2 separate regions of the Homo sapiens genome follow, and region 2 is linked to region 1. A link is a loop called in an ENCODE intact Hi-C map of the cell type or tissue named here. Cell type or tissue: psoas muscle. All regions are shown on one strand.

Evidence for each region. Peaks named below come from ENCODE experiments on the same cell type or tissue, not always from the same donor. Only the 100,000 strongest peaks of a DNase experiment are listed, where the experiment ranks them.
Region 2: a loop joins it to region 1, with 2.0 times the contacts of the local background. A loop is called at or near these places in 1 of 110 quality-filtered maps.

Annotation. Positions count from the first base shown.
Region 1 is chr14:61,126,454-61,134,453 of GRCh38, reverse strand. No RefSeq gene overlaps it. Among named protein-coding and RNA genes, the nearest start is that of SLC38A6, 150 kb to the right of the region's middle. RefSeq lists a silencer at 7,809-8,000. In psoas muscle, no CTCF peak of the experiment used is centred here; DNase peaks (open chromatin) are centred at 2,422, 3,733 and 7,723; H3K4me3 peaks cover 272 bases; H3K27ac peaks cover 6,596 bases.
Region 2 is chr14:61,240,268-61,248,267 of GRCh38, reverse strand. It overlaps a transcript of PRKCH not described here. Among named protein-coding and RNA genes, the nearest start is that of TMEM30B, 37 kb to the left of the region's middle. In psoas muscle, no CTCF peak of the experiment used is centred here; no DNase peak of the experiment used is centred here.

The DNA of each region.
Region 1 (8,000 bases):
TCAGTCTTCAGGAAAGGTAGAACAGACTAATGGTCTTTTAAAAACACACCTCACCAAGCTCAGCCACCAACTTAAAAAAGACTGGACAATACTTTTACCACTTTCCCTTCTCAGAATTCAGGCCTGTCCTCAGAATGCTACAAGGTACAGCCCACTTGAGCTCCTGTATAGATGCTCCTTTTTATTAGGCCCCAGTCTCATTCCAGACACCAGACCAACTTGGACTGTGCCCCGAAAAACTTGTCATCCCTACTATCTTCTGTCTAGTCATACTCCTATTCACCGTTCTCAACTACTCATACATGCCCTGCTCTTGTTTACACTGCCAATTTACACTGTTTCTCCAAGTCATCACAGCTGATATCTCCTGGTGCTATCCCCAAACCACCATTCTTAACTCTTAAAGTAAATAAATAATCTTTGCTGGCAAGGCTATGCTGAACCTCCTTAGGCACTCTCTAATTAGATGTCCTAGGTCCTCCCAATTCTTAGTCCTTCAATACCTGTTTTTCTCCTTCTTTTATTCCGTTTAGTTTTTTAATTCATACAAAACTGTATCCAGGCCATCACCAATAATTCTAAATGACAAATGTTTTTTCTAAAAACCCCACAGTATCACCCCTTACCACAAAATCTTCCTTCAGCTTAATCTCTCCCACTCTACGTTCCCCCGCCGCCCGTAATCCCCCTCGAATCAGCCCTGAGAAACATCGCCCATTATCTCTCCATACAACCCCCCAAAAATTTTCACCGTCCCAACACTTTACCACTATTTCCTTTTATTTTTCTTGTCAATATAAGAAGACAGGAATGTCAGGCCTCTGAGCCCAAGCTAAGCCATCATATCCCCTGTTACCTGCACGTACACATCCAAATGGCCGGTTCCTGCCTTAACTGATGACATTCCACCACAAAAGAAGTAAAAATGGCCTGTTCCTGCCTTAACTGATGACATTATCTTGTGAAATTCCTTCTCCTGGCTCATCCTGGCTCAAAAGCTCCCCTACTGAGCACCTTGTGACCCCCACTCCTGCCTGCCAGAGAACAACCCCCCTTTTTCCTTTACCTACCCAAATCCTATAAAACGGCCCCACCCCTATCTCCCTTAGCTGACTCTCTTTTCAGACTCAGCCCGCCTGCACCCAGGTGAAATAAACAGCCTTGTTGCTCACACAAAGCCTGTTTAGTGGTCTCTTCACGCGAGTGAAAATAAGAATATGTATTCATCTGTTTTCACACTGCTGTGAACAACTTCCCTGAGATTGGGTAATTTATAAAGAAGAGAGGTTTAATTGACTCACAGTTCTGCATGGTGGGGGAAGCCTCAGGAAACTTACAGTCATGGTGGAAGGGGAAGCATTCACCTTCACGAGGAGGCAGGAGAGAGAATAAAAGAGGAACTCACAAACACTTATAAAACCAGCAGACCCTGAGAGAACTCAATCACTATCACAAGAACAGCATGGGAGAAACTGCCCTCGTGATCTAGTTACCTCTCTCCCTTGACACGTGGGGATTACAATTCGAGATGAGATTGGGGTTGGGACACAGAGCCCAGCCATATCAGAATACATACCTCATATGGCTATCATGTAGACTAATAAGGAAACCTATGCATGATAGGCAGAATAGAGGCCCCTCAAAGATGTCTACGTCTTTGGGATTCTGCTGTCAAGGCCTCATCCCAGCCACATAAATCCAGGTGAGGCTAGGAGGTGTGTTCTGAGCCTCTCAGGAGCAGAGAAAACCATTTGCAGCTGGTGGCTGCCTTAGACTCATCCGAGGAATTGAAGGGTTTGATGTGTTCCTGCCTTGTCCCAGCCCATATTCTGGAAAATGCTTTATCTAAACAGCCTGGCTTTAACTGTTGTTTGGAATTTTGACTAATTTTCTTAGTGCTCCTTAAATATCTGAATTCCCAATAACCCTCATAGAAGAAGGCTGTACAACTTACTAAGCACACGAGAATTTAAATCATGTGTCCAATTCTTGGCTCTCCCTGTTACTAGTATGTGATCTTGGATAATTATCTAATCTTCCTAAAGCTCAGTTTCCTCATCTGCAAAAATCAGGCAATAGTGTGCTCCTGACAGGCTGTCGAGAGGGTTCAATGAGATGATATAAATAAAGTACTTAGCACAGTGCCTGGCAGAGAGTAAGTGCCCCAAAATGCTAGCATATATTATTAATCACCCACAGTATGCCATCACCCTGAGAGCAGGGGCTGCTGAAACAGTGCCTCTCCCACACCCAACAACATCCCGAACAACAGGGCCCCAACACATCCCATAGTCTCCAGCACAGTCTTGTGCACAGGCAGGCTACAGAAGCCCATGAAGGCCGCCAGAGAACAGAAAGATGAAGCCACATGCAGCAGCCTGGTAACCTTGGAGAAGCAGCCCCGGCATCCCAGAGACCTGACAAGTCCTTCTGCTGCTGGCTGCCACATTTGGAGCTGAGACAATCAGCCTGGCTTACATCAGTTCTCTTGAGTGGATTGTGGAGGGGCTGCTATGGGTGAGGGCGGGTGGGCTTGGTGCCGGACTGACTGCTCACTTTTTCTTCCTTCCCCATGCATGACAGAGGAAAAGGGACTGGACTTCACAGAGTGATTGGTGTTGCATTTTGTCTGTGATTTTCCATAGATGGCAGCCTCTCCTGATAAATTCCCAGGCACTTCTTGGGGGTGTAAGTGAGTGAAGGCTCTTTGCCAAGGACCTCTGACTCCCAAAGCTGGCGAGGCTGGGAGGCATTTCTCAGTCTCCCTCCCACTCTGTCTTGGCTGTGCCTCTTCCCTGCTACCCCCCTGACCCTGAGGACACCACTGCACTGATGTAGCGCCAGAGCAATGCGAAGGCACCTGAGAATAACAGAGATGGACAGCCATCTTCTTTCATTTTTGACCTCTTGGAGCTAAGACATGACTTTGAAAAAGCTCAAGGCCCTTCATTGTACAACACAAAGCAGGCTCAGGGCACCAGCTGCTTCATGATTGTTCTCTTGCTATGGAAGGCAACCCCAGCCCCCTGGAGTCTTATGCCAAGAAATCAAGATGTATGGATTATTTGGATGGAAGGAAGGAAGGAGGGAGGGAGGGTAGGAAGGAAGGAGGGAGGGAGGGAGGGAAGGAAGGAAGGAAGGAAGGAAGGAAGGAAGGAAGGAAGGAAGGAAAGAAGGAAGGAATTTAGGTCAGGAGAGGAAAGTTTGACCTTGTAGTTTGGAGGCAGGTCTATTCTAGATAGGCAATATATCTGAGCAACCAGCAAAGCCATCGAGAGAGCCCTGTGGCTGATGCTGTGGCCGGCACCACATAAAGAGCTAAAAGTGCCAGTGAAATGGATGTGGCTGCTGACCAATAACCATCATCCCCTGACAGCAGGTGCAGGGGGCAGAGGGACAAGTGGAACCTCTTTGTCTTGTCATTGCAGACCAGAGTGCCCACAGCGATGTGAAACCTATTTGTCCTGGAGGAGGAGGGAGGAGGGAAAGGGAAAAAAAACAACTGGCTCACTCTGGCTCCATAAATCACTGGAAGGGAGAGCCCTTGCCTGGTGAAGTTGGAGATTCTACCTGGAAGCTCCCTGATGGTGCACTGAGCCGGGGTGTCGTAAATCACCAGGGCTCCGCCAATGGCAGCCCTGCCCACTGGCCCATTGAAAAGGGGCTGGTTGTTTTGCTGGCAGCTGATGCAGTGCACTGTCCCAGAAAGCCGGGGACAGGTGTCTGCCAGGCCATGGACCCAGGCCTACTTTGTGTGCTTCCCTTGGGTGTGATGGGGGGAGAGAGGCGGTGGATTGCTGTCCCTGGGAACTTGGCCCGGTGGCCTGGCATAGCCGGAATGTCCTTGGCCAGCTCTTTGTGAACAGCCAGAGGCAGTCAGGAGATGCATCTCATGATCAGATGGCCTGGGCTTGTGGAGTCTTTTTCCCAGGTTTCAGAATCATCTGAGGTCACTTGAGTGTCCTTGCTGTCCTTGTTAGATCCCTCAGGTAGCTCTCTGAGTCCTAATTGTTCAGCTTGTGCTGATTTTGTTTAGCCTGGATGGGCATGCCCCAGGGGTAGATGTGTCCACATGGACCTTTAATAGTTTACCTCATTGTCCCAACCATCAAGGAGAGGGGCCATCCCCCCAAAAAGGGACAATAGCTGCCCCCTTTTACCTCCCCAGGTGGGCTACATGTATCCCCACCACCACCCTTCATCACCCTCAGAATCACATCCCTGCTCACACACCTGCAATGCCTCTTCCATCTGGCAAACGCTTGACAATGCTACTAGGCCCTCTTTGAATGTCCTGACTTCTGGACCTCCCATGACATCTCTCATCACCACCTACCAGAGAACCAACAAGAGCACTTCTTTCCTTCATTTGTTTAGTAAACAATTATTAAGCCTCTACTATGTCCCAGATGCTGTCAACACAGGAGAACACAACATGGATGCAACCTCTGCCCTCATGGAGCCAGTGGATTAGAGACACAATACACATAATAAATAAGATGGTTCCTTCAATTCATGTTTTCAAGGAAATAAACAAGAAGCTGAGAGCAAATAATGCAGTTTAAAGTACAGAAGCTGCTATAAAGGGGGTGACAGAAGAAGCCTCTGAGGAAAGGACATTTCAGCGGACACTGAAGATGGAAAGGAACAGGCTGTGCGTGGTACAGTGGGAGGAGCGGTCCAGACAGAGCGGGAAGTTTGTGCAGACAGAAGATCAGGGAACAAGGGGGACAGGGACCCCTGTGTGAGGGGAGGGGAGCACATGGTCTTGGGAAGGAGGTGGGTAGAAGTCTCTGCCCGGGTGCACTCATCCTTTGGCATTTGCCTCTCCCTTGGCAGGTCTTTCATATTCACCTCATTGGTTTACTGCCCTGGCCTCCACACTGAGTATGAGCCCTTCCAGGGCAGGGCTGCGTCGCATCCTGTGTGCATCCTTGCCCATTCGATGAGTCACAAGTAGACAAGCTGCCTATTGGGCCCTGAATACCTGAGTAGGTTTCATACCTGCCTGGCCTATCCCCTCTCCCTCCCTTCCAAAGGTAAACCAGAAGTCCCTGCTGGCCCCTCCTGTAGGAGAAGGGGATGCAGAGCCAAGTGGCTGGAGGAACTGGCCTGACTTTCATCCTGAGATAACCCTGGTACCTGAGACACAAAGTCCACAGGCTTGGAACTGCTGCAGACTCTGGGTGCTTTTCCAGCTGCTGGTGATACCAGGGGTTCTCAGCAAGGCTGAGCACCTTTTATGGACTCCCCCTGTCTTGCATGCCTGCCTGGAACTTGTGATCAGTTTCTGTCCATTGTTTAGAAAGTGTTACCATATATAATAGCTGCTAAGAACAAAAAATGACATGTGCTCATCAACATAGGATTAGATGTGTGGCAACCAGCATTGATCAGATACACACTTTCCATTTCAGTTCACCACGTGTTTCGGTGTCAGGCACAGGGTTGCCAAGAACAATGTGGCCCCTACCTTAGAGAGACTATGGTCTGGTGGAAAAAAAAAAAAACAAAAAACCAAACAGATTTGTGAACAATTAAATCGTAGAAAATATTTTATTTTATTTGCTATGATGTAGACTTCAGTTCAGCTTACAGATAATCAATTTTACCTGGGGAGGAAAGGAAGAGTAGGGGATATTGGAAAGGTTTCCATGCAGGAGAAAGTGAGTTCACATCAACCAAGCAGGCAGGAGAGAAAAGGCCCTTCAGGGAGAGGGAGCAGTGTGAGCAAAGAAACAGGAAATGGTATGTTTGTTGCATTAACTGTAAGAATATTTGACAAGGTTTGAGAGTCAGAGGCCAGGGGCAGCAGTCAGGCTACGGAGGGATTTGTGTGCTGGGCTCAGGAGCTTGGGCTTGATCCCACTGGCATAGGGAGCACCGCTGAAGAGCTTTAGGTAGGAAAGGGGGTGGTAAGGTCATATTTACCTCAGGGAGAGATTGCTGGACTGGCAGTGTGGAGACTGGAGGAGAAGAGTTCAACTCAGGAGGCCAGGCAATTAGTCCTGGCACAAGTGAGAACTGTCACTGGGCGTAGCCAGGGGCTGGGAAAGAGGGAAGATTCTAGAGGCCTGAAGGAGTTGGAGTCAGCAGGACTGAATGCTGCATTGGAGATGGAGAAAGAGGAGAAGTGAGGGGTTAAGGCCAGGCTGTCAGGGTTCTCCTGCAGGAGACAGTGAAAACTTTCATGAGGCAGAATGTAGAGGAAGGAGCAGATTTGGCATCCAGTTTGGACAGCTTGAGTTGGTCATACTCAGCAGCAGACTTAGATCCTGGCAAGGGGTCTCTTCCATAGGCCCCACATTTTGGGGGCTCCATTCTAGCCCTTCCTGGGTCATACCACTTTCCATGAGCAAGACAAGTTAGTGGGACCATGGAGACGGGCCCACCTCGATCCAGCAAGGCCTTCTTCTAGAACTTGCTCCAGGTAACAAGCCTGGGGGTGCCCAGTCCAATGACCCCAGCCTGTAGCTTCTTCCCGGGTGTGTCCTCTGAAAGATGGCCCACATTTCTGATGTGAACTCCCCAGCTTCCAGCAGTGGCCAAGTGGCAGTTTTCTGGTGGGGTGTGGAAATGCAGCTTGGATGTGCAGCCTGGGTTGTCCACATATGTACATGTGTGCAACTCCTCTTGCAGTGGGACAGAGTAGGGGTTTGGAAGATAAGAGGTCTCCATTTATCTCCCACAAATATGAGGGACAGACCTGGAGACAACCTGCAGGGTTATCTGAAATCTTCTCTTTTCCAGACTAATTATAGTATCAGCCCCCTACCTTACCTAAGCTGATCTGACTCCATTTCCAGACCCCTCATTGTCCTGTTACCCTCCTTTGAATTGACTCTAAATTTTACGTAATGAGGAGGCATACAGATAGCTTCTGTATGAACTCTACAGTCAGGGATAACCGGAGTATGTGGATTCAGTTCCACTTGCTGCATCCCCAAAGGCACTGATGGAGGCAGAGGTGACTCCAGGATACCTTAGCGGGTGGGAGAGATGGGAGCTACCTGGGGAAGGGTTTGGAGCTGGCAAGATGTAATTCAGAGGAGCAGATAATGAGAAAAGGATGGAGAGAAAGGCGTAAAGGCATTCAGGACTTGCCTTTCATAGGATTCCAATAAAGACAAAGGAAGGGTCTGCTTTGCTTTCAAGCCTGTGGTCCTCACCCAGACTCCCCTGCAGGGGCTCCCCTTTGTCTCTTTCATGAAAGCCAGTAGGTCTCCTTCACCCTTTTTCTCTGCTCTGATTACAACACAGAGCCTTCTCTTTGGGAGCAATAGCCATCTGGATTATCTTCTCTTCGTCTGGCCACCTCATCAACTCATCATCTTTTTAATAATCTCATCTGAAAACATATCCTTTCTCATTTGCTTCTTAATTTCCCCATTGTCCAGTGACTTTTCTCTCTCTCCCTTTCTCTGAAACCTTATTCTTATTACTTTATAGAACACTGGGGGATAGATTGCCCAGAAAATATGTACTATAAAGTAAATGCATATGGTGATATCTATGAATTGCCCAGATCCAGTCCATCTGTGCAATGTCACAGGCCCAGCTGTTTACTTGTGCACAGTGCAATTGCAATGGCTTTATGACATGGGCACTGGCTTACAAGCTACTCTGGTGCTGGTCAGGAGCTTCATGTGCACAGTTAACCTTAGATCACTGTGATTAATCAGAGTGCAGCCATGGTAGATCACAGGCTAGTCCCCTGGCAAGGCCAGCAGGAGCACTCCTCCAGCCTGAGCAAGCGGGGAGCAGATTTTAATTCCAGGCTGTTAGGTGCTGCCTGACATTGGTGTCCCTGTGGTGTTTCATAAGCCCTGACAGTTCCTCACCATTGTTTTAGGGAAAGCAGGCACTCCTCTCACTTTACCACCCCATTGCCTTCCCTGGAAATGAACACTTTCTCCCCACTTTGAATCTTGTGCCAGAAGGAAGGAGGGGAAATGACTGCACATTCCAAAAAGGTCAAAGATGGTCTGAAAGCAAAGGAT
Region 2 (8,000 bases), 110 kb before region 1:
CTCTAGGTGGGTGAGTTCCAGTTGAATGGATGAGGTTGCATTTTAGATATGGGTCAACCCACCAGGACAGGAGTGCTAGAGAACACCAAGAAGATAAAGACATCTAGAGGATATTGATTTTAGGTGATAAATAATGTGGTCAGGGGATATAACTCATGAGAACTGAGGTATGTTTGACTCATTTCGTTTAGCACTCCTATTTCTTAGAAACACACTCCCAGACCATACAAGGAAGTCTTACAGCTGCACCACTGTGAAATGACACTGGATGATTACATCTCCAAGTTGATGGAGTATCCTGTATTTGAAAGCCATTTTAGAATTATAGAAAATAAGGCCCATGGGGACATGGAGGTCAGCCTACCAATGCCAGTATTTCCAGATGATCTCTACTGTTGTCTTCAGGTAACTGTGTAACTTTACCTCGTCTACTGCAGGGTGTTTTAAAAGCCTCCATAAGTCAGATGCTCTATGGCTTATTTTTTCTGTTCAATTCCTTTCTTTCTTTCTTTTTTTTTTTTTTTTTTTTTTTGAGATGGAGTCTCACTCTGTCTCTCAAGCTGGAATGCAGTGGTGCAATCTCGGGTCACTGTAACCTCCGCCTCCAGGGTTCAAGCGATTCTCCTGCCTCAGCCTCCCAAGTAGCTGGGATTACAGGCACATGCCACTATACCTGGCTAAATTTTGTATTTTTAGGAGAGATAGGGTTTCACCATGTTGGCCAGGCTGGTCTCGAACTCCTGACCTCAGGTGATCTGCCCACCTCGGCCTCCCAAGGTGCTGGGATTACAGGCGTGAGCCACCATGCCTGGCCAACTTTCAATTCCTTTCATTCATTCTACCAAACATCATTTAATCAATCAGTTTTCAAAACTTCTTGGATTTTCATTTAAACCAGTTCCTAAGGGGCTGAGGTATACATTGAACATATAGAGAAACCTAGTAACAATAATGAAGTATCTGTATACGTTGTGTTCCTACAGAGTTTAAAAAAAAAAAAAGTCTAATGTCCTAGGGAACTTTGCTTTAAGGGGACACTTTCTTTTTGGGAAGTCATCATTTAGTTTAGTTTATCATATATTTTTGAATGCCAACTCTTACCATATACTATATTGGGGAGGATTATTGATTATTCAATGAATAGGACATAGTTCCTGCCTTTACGGTGTTCCCAGTGAAGGTGGGAGATGAGGCATTTCAACGTGATGCAGGCAATTCTCTGTTGAAGAAGAGTCAGGGCTAGAGAGCATCTCAGCATGGAAGCCTGGAGCTGTTACCCTGAGCTGTTTCTCAAATAACCATTGGGAGACAGGCAGGCCAACAATGGGGGCCGAAGAGGGTCTCATGGGCCTGGAAAGACATGAGAAAAAGTGCTGACATGGCCGGACACAGTGGCTCACATCTGTAATCCCAGCACATTGGGAGGCTGAGGTGGGAGGATTGCTTGAGCCCAGGAGTTTAGCACCAATCTGTGCAACATAGGGAGACTCTGTCTCTATAAAAATAATAAATAAATAAATACACACACACATAAATAAAAGTGCCAACATGGTTGTTATTTAAAGGGCAAGGAGGAGAGTAGAGAAGAAATGAGGCTGCAGAGGTACCTGGGAGTCCATTCTTGGGGTCTGGACTTGACACTATAGATAATGGGGAGCCAGGGCAGGGTTTTAAGCAGGGATTTATTTTTCTAGATAGAATAATCTGATGGTTCTGTGGGAGATATAATTTGAAGGGAGAAAGGCCAGAGGAATAGAAATTTTGGGGAAGACTCTGTCAAAAGTTCAAGACTGAAATGAGGGGCATGGATTCATGATGATTAAACAAACTTAATAAGAAAATTCTTTTTTTTTTTTCTTTGAGACAGAGTCTCACTCTGTTGCCCAGGCTGGAGTGCAGTGGGTCGATCTTGGCTCACTGAAACCTCCACCTCCCAGGTTCAAGTGATTCTCCTGCCTCAACCTCCCAAGTAGCTGGGATTACAGGCACGTGCCACCACACCTGGCTTTTTTTTTTTTTTTTCCAGTAGAGATGGGGTTTTGCCATGTTGGTCAGGCTGGTGTTGAACTCCTGACCTCAGGTGATCCACTCGCCTCGGCCTCCCAAAGGGCTAGGATTATAGGTGTGAGCCACCGCGCCTGGCCTAGAAAATTCTTTTATTGCAAAATGTTGCAAGTGGACACTGCATTGGACTCAATATTTGTCCAATGAATAGCAGCACTTTGGGAGGGCGAAGGACCCTCCTAAAGAGGGTCTTATATCAGGTCTCACCTGGAAGCTCTCCCTCACATCACTGATCATTCAAAAGACCAGCGACCACTAATGTTTGGGTATGACTGAGAAACAGAAATAGGTCGTTCTTTCCATCCTCCCAGATCTGCTCACTGATGGTTGGAAACTTTTTAGTGCAAGGATTAAAAATAAAATACTAGCATGATTCCTAACTTTTCTTTCACACCTACTAGGTTTTGGATACTAATGAACCTGAACATGGTAACAGATTGAATAATCTAATGCCAGACTCTGTGCTGGTTATTTTCTGTTTGCCTCTTCAGATGGGCTCTCTGTCCTTCTGCGGCCTACTCTGTGCCTTAGGAGGCTGACCACTGTAAGGCTGCCCCACCGGCTTCCTTTACTAAAATGCCTACTTAATTCTCATCAGCGCTCTTTCACCCTTGGCCCCTTTGGTGGGGAGGAACAGCTCCCTGCTGGTAATAGTCCTTGGGCGCTCCTCTGTCTCTCATTGGTTTCCATTACCTGCCCACATCTCACGAAATAACTTCTTTGATTAATTCCCTGCACTTAACTCTTTTGAGAGTTTCCTGCCATTCCTCTGCTGATGCAGACCCTTTCCTGCATTTGCATCAAGGTAAGAGTAGGATACTGAGTTTCTGAGCTTGAGGGTGGTGGTGGGGAAAGGAAGAGATCAAGAAAGAGGATTCTGGGGTCACAGAAGACCTCTTTCCGACCTATCTTAGGGCTACCTGATTGCCTATCTGCTGGGGCTCTTCTTTTGCCTCATGCTTATGCTGTCTGTGGAGAAGCAGGCCTCACAGATCTGGTTTGAGTTTATTTTTTTAAAATTCCAAATTGATTTGCAAGCTCCAATCTGTAATTCATAACCACTCCATCAACAGGTATTTCTTGTCTAAGCATGTAACTTAGTAAACTCCTCACATGGAGGGAAACAAGAAACATAGAGATGTCAGCTGAAGTTGGGTACATAACAGTCTTCAAGGGTTAAGAAACAGCCACACGCTGTGCCTCAGGTATAGTAGGTTTACCAAAGTTTTGCTTTTGTGTTTAAACAATAAAGTAGTTGGTGGTCTGCCGGCTACAGTCTGTTACACATTCCTTCGTTTTATTAGGATAACCATAAGCCTCAAAGACCCACCCTGATGTCAGTAGCAGGTTTTATAGAACATTCACAAGTTTCTTCTTGTTGTATTCGGGGGTATATAAAGTGTGAGGCATAATAGGTAACAGGTTGGAAGACCAGTTGAGGGCGGACTAAAGCCTCAATTCCTGATGTGAATATTTAATAACTCCTCATTACAGGAAAAGGTTGACTACCAGATGCCCGTTACTGTGGCTCCAGAGTCCACTAAACCTCTGAGTTATTCCAGGACCAGCGGTGTGTTTTGGCAGTTACCTCTGCCATTCAAATCACCTGGAGGTCAGGACATGCCCAGTTGATTTAGGAGCACTAGAGAGGGGCATTTGCTGGAAACCTCTCATCTGTTATTTAGCAGCCACATGGCTAATTACTTCTGATACAGTGATTTCCTAAGATGATAGAGCAGGGTAGGTTTAAAACAAAAATGCAAAGCAAACTCAAAAGCATTGTAACAAATGTAACTTCGTGTTGGCATGTGACGATTACTCATATACCGTTTCAGGTTGGGGTCCCTGAGATCATCACTTAAGCTTGAACTACAGTTAATCGGCATGACAGTGACCCAGCTTTGCACTCCTCAGCTGAAAAAAACCCTCCCAATTTGTCAGGTTCTAGCTCTTGTCGTTTGTTCAGCTGTATTTTGACCGCAGCTGGTCTGGGAATTGAATTGTTTTGCATTTCCATGGCACATGAAATTTCATGACAGAATGCTCATGTGGCGGTCTCATGCCTCAACTCCCTGGTGTACACAGAAGGGTCTCTTGCTGCTCAGCCTTCTACTCTATGCTCCTGTTTTTTCCAGCATGCTCCGTTGCCCCAAACTGATGATGGGAGAGCCAGGCTGCGGTGATGTGCAGCTTTCAAAATCCAAGGCTCCCTGTATAGAGAAAGCTAAAGTGTTGCTGTATTTTTTTTTTTTTTTAATTAAGATGAGGTCTTGCCATCTTGTCTAGGCTGGTCTCAAGCTCCTGGGCTCAGGCAAACCTCCCACCTTGGCCTCCCAAAGTGCTGGGATTATAGGCATGAGCCACTGTGCCTGGCCAGAGGAAGCTAATGTTTTAAGAAAAAAGGCTTTTTATAAAACACTTTCATGCATATATAGGATGAGTCCATTGAATTGGCCTTGAAAATCCAAATCCAAGAACTCCTTACAGATAACAAATGATTTGAAATTAAAAATAAAATATGAAATGGACATAGCTCTCTGTTACTATATTCTGTTTAAAACCTTGATTTTCAATTCTTCTTAAAATAAAATGCAAAAACCATTAATAAGATCTATAAGGCCATGCTTGCTTGGTCTTGCCATACCTGAACACCCTCCGTTCCCCAAGCTGTAGCTACTCTGGCCTGCTCTTGGTTTCTTAAATATACTGTATGCCTCAGGCTCTTTGCACATGTTATTCTCTCCACCTAGAATATCTTCCTCTTTCTCTCCTCCTTTAGATTTCAACTTTTTTTCTTTTTCTTTTTTTTTTTTTTTTTTTGAGACAGAGTCTTTCTCTGTCGCCCAGGCTCGATCTCCATTCATTGCAATCTCCACCTCCCGAGTTCAAGCAACTCCCCTACCTCAGCCTCCTGAGTAGCTGGGACTACAGGTGCGCACAACCACACCTGGTGAATTTTTTTTGTATTTGTAGTAGAGATGGGGTTTTGCTATATTGGCCAAGCTGGTCTCGAAATCCAGACCTCAAGTGATTCACCCACCTTGACCTCCCAAAGTGCTGAGATTACAGGCGTGAACTGTGCCCAGCCAGATTTCAGCTTTAAAGTAATTTTTTTTTTTCAGAAGCCTTCCCAAAATCGGGTCTAGGTCAAATCCCTCTTGACTTCATAGTCTTCTAGACTTCTCTGTAGAGAAAGCAATTAATTATTTGTGTATTTATTTATTCACTGTCTTATTCCCTTCTAGACCATAAACACCAGGAATGATGGATGCTGCATTCTCAATACCTAGCAAAGTGCCTGGCATATAGACTAATGTCTAATTGTTAAATTATTTAGACAATACGTGTTTATTACAAAACAAATTACTGAAAGTGCAGAAAAATACAAAGAATTAAAATTATAAAATTATAAATTACAATTATAAAATAATCTATAACCCTATCTCCCAGGGATAACAACTGTTAACATTTTGTTGTTTCCTAGTGGCCTTTAAAAAAACAAACATGGCTTGGCATGGTGGCTCATGCCTGTAATCCCAGCACTTTGGGAGGCCGAGGAGGGGGGATCACCTGAGGTCAGGAGTTTGAGACCAGCCTGGCCAACATGGGGAAATCTTGTCTCTCCAAAAAATACAAAAACTTAGCTGGGCTGGTGGCAGACGCCTGTAATCCCAGCTACTTGGGAGGCTGGGACAGGAGAATTGATTGAACCTGGGAGGCAGAGGTTGTGGTGAGCTGAGATCGTGCCACTGCACTCCAGCCTGGGCGACAGTGAGACTCTGTCTCAAAAAACAAACAAACAAACATATGCAGTGTATAAATAAGCATTGCCTGCTGAAAGTCAGATCCTGTGGCCATTTAGAAGAGTTTTCTTAAAATGTACTAGGCTTTGGGTGTTCCAAACTGATGTCACTGGGGGAGAGTTTTGAGTTAAGGTATGACCATTCACTGTCTCTAAGGCTGGTGAGGCATGGGAGGTGTGGATTAAAATCCAGCTCCCCAGAGCAAATTTGGGACTCTTCCTGCTCCATTGTCACTCTAAGAGTATTTATCTAGACTCTTTCAGTAAAGTAACAATTTCTTAAATATTTAGAAATATATCACCTCACTATTTGTTTAACTTTTGTTGCTGCTGTTGTTATTCTTTCCCCTAATTCATATTATATGGGATTTTTTAGAACTTTGGTATTAGATTCCCAATTCTTAGTTCTTTTGTAATGGGGAGGTGGCTAGAAATGCACTGGGAACAACACGTTAATCTCCCTCCATTCTCAAATAATGGCATGATTTCCTTGCACCAAGTGCCTAACACGGTTTATCCCATAAAACACGCTTCATCTCATAAAACGCGCTTCTATCAAGGAGCTAAGTCCACAGAGTAGATACTGTTCTTATTCCCATTTTATACATGAGGAGATGCGGTTCAAAGAGGACATGGAACTTACCCATGGCCACACAGAGTCAGCCTGAGTCCAAAACCTAGACTCTGAACCACTATTCCACACTTGCCAAAGTGACTCCCTCTAGGTTTCACCAAGTTGATCAGGAATATGAGTAGATTTCAAAGAGCCTTGAAAACCCATTGTGCTACAGTAAAATACATATTTGGTCATCCTATTTTCTGGCCTAGGACTCCTAAAATCTCCAAAGCAATGTCTTTTTGTATGCTAATGAGTTGGCTGATGGTTGGAAGTCTCCAGGTAGCTTCAGGATGGGGGATGATCACAGGAAAGTCCAAGGCATGAGCAAAGAGTTGGGACTTTCAGCCCATCCCACAACCTCTGGAGAGTGGAGAGGGGATGAAGGTTAAGTTGATTACCAATGATCAATGATTTAATCAATCATGCCTATGTAATGAGGCTTCCATAAAACCCTGCCAAAAGACTGGGTTCAGGGGACTTCTGGATAGCTGGACATGTGGAGGGTCCTGGAAGGTGGTGCACCCAGAGAGGACATGGAAATTCTGTGCCCCTTCCTCACATAACCTCACCCTATACACTTCTTTATCTGTGTCCTTTGTAGTAACCCTTATAATAAACCAGTAAATGTAAGTAAGTATTTCCTGAGTTCTGTGAGCCACTTTGGCAAATTAATTGAATTCAAGGAGGGCGTTGTGGGAATCCTGACTTATCCCAGAGACCCAGACTTGCAACTGGCATCTGAAGTGAAGGCCAGTCTTCTAGAACTGAGTTCTCAACCTGTGGGATCTGATGGTACCTCCAGGTACATAGTGTCAGAATTGAATTAGAGCTGTAGAATTGACGCTTGCTTGGTGTGTGGGGAAAAAACCTCACACATTTAGTTACTGAAGTGTTCTGTGTTGTGAGAGTATAGTAGGAGAAACTGAGTTTGTTTTTCCTCAATAGCCTCAGATTTGGTGTCAGAAGTGGGATTTACTAGCCTGGCCTCTGACTCACAGGAACATGTGATTTTGGGTAAAAAGGACAAATGGGTGGAGGGTGATAAATATGATTCTCAGGTGACCATATGGCCACCTATTAATACAGGAGCTGTTAAGAAATAATTTTTAGGCAGCTGGAAAGGGTGAAGGTTCTCGGTGGAACTTTCCTTTAATAAAGAGCAACCCCCGAACCATTTCCTTTCTAACCGAAAGAGGCTTGAAAAACCAGACTGGCAATCATTGATATGCAAATGCAGATGGCTAGAAACCAGGTCCACCCAACTGGCAGTCCTGCCCTCTTATCCTTGTCACCACGTGTGGCAGGTGCCATGGCCACCTCCAGGTAACACCACATGTGCAGGACTTCATGGCAACTCGCATTTGCGTATTAAAAGCTAGGGTGGGAGGGTTTTTTCGAGGGCTACATGAATGACACAGCTGGTTAAACGAATCCCCTGAGCCCTGTGCAAATCAGACACCGCTTCCTCCAACCTCCCAATATAACCAACTGCTTTCTGCGGCATGTGGGGTTTCT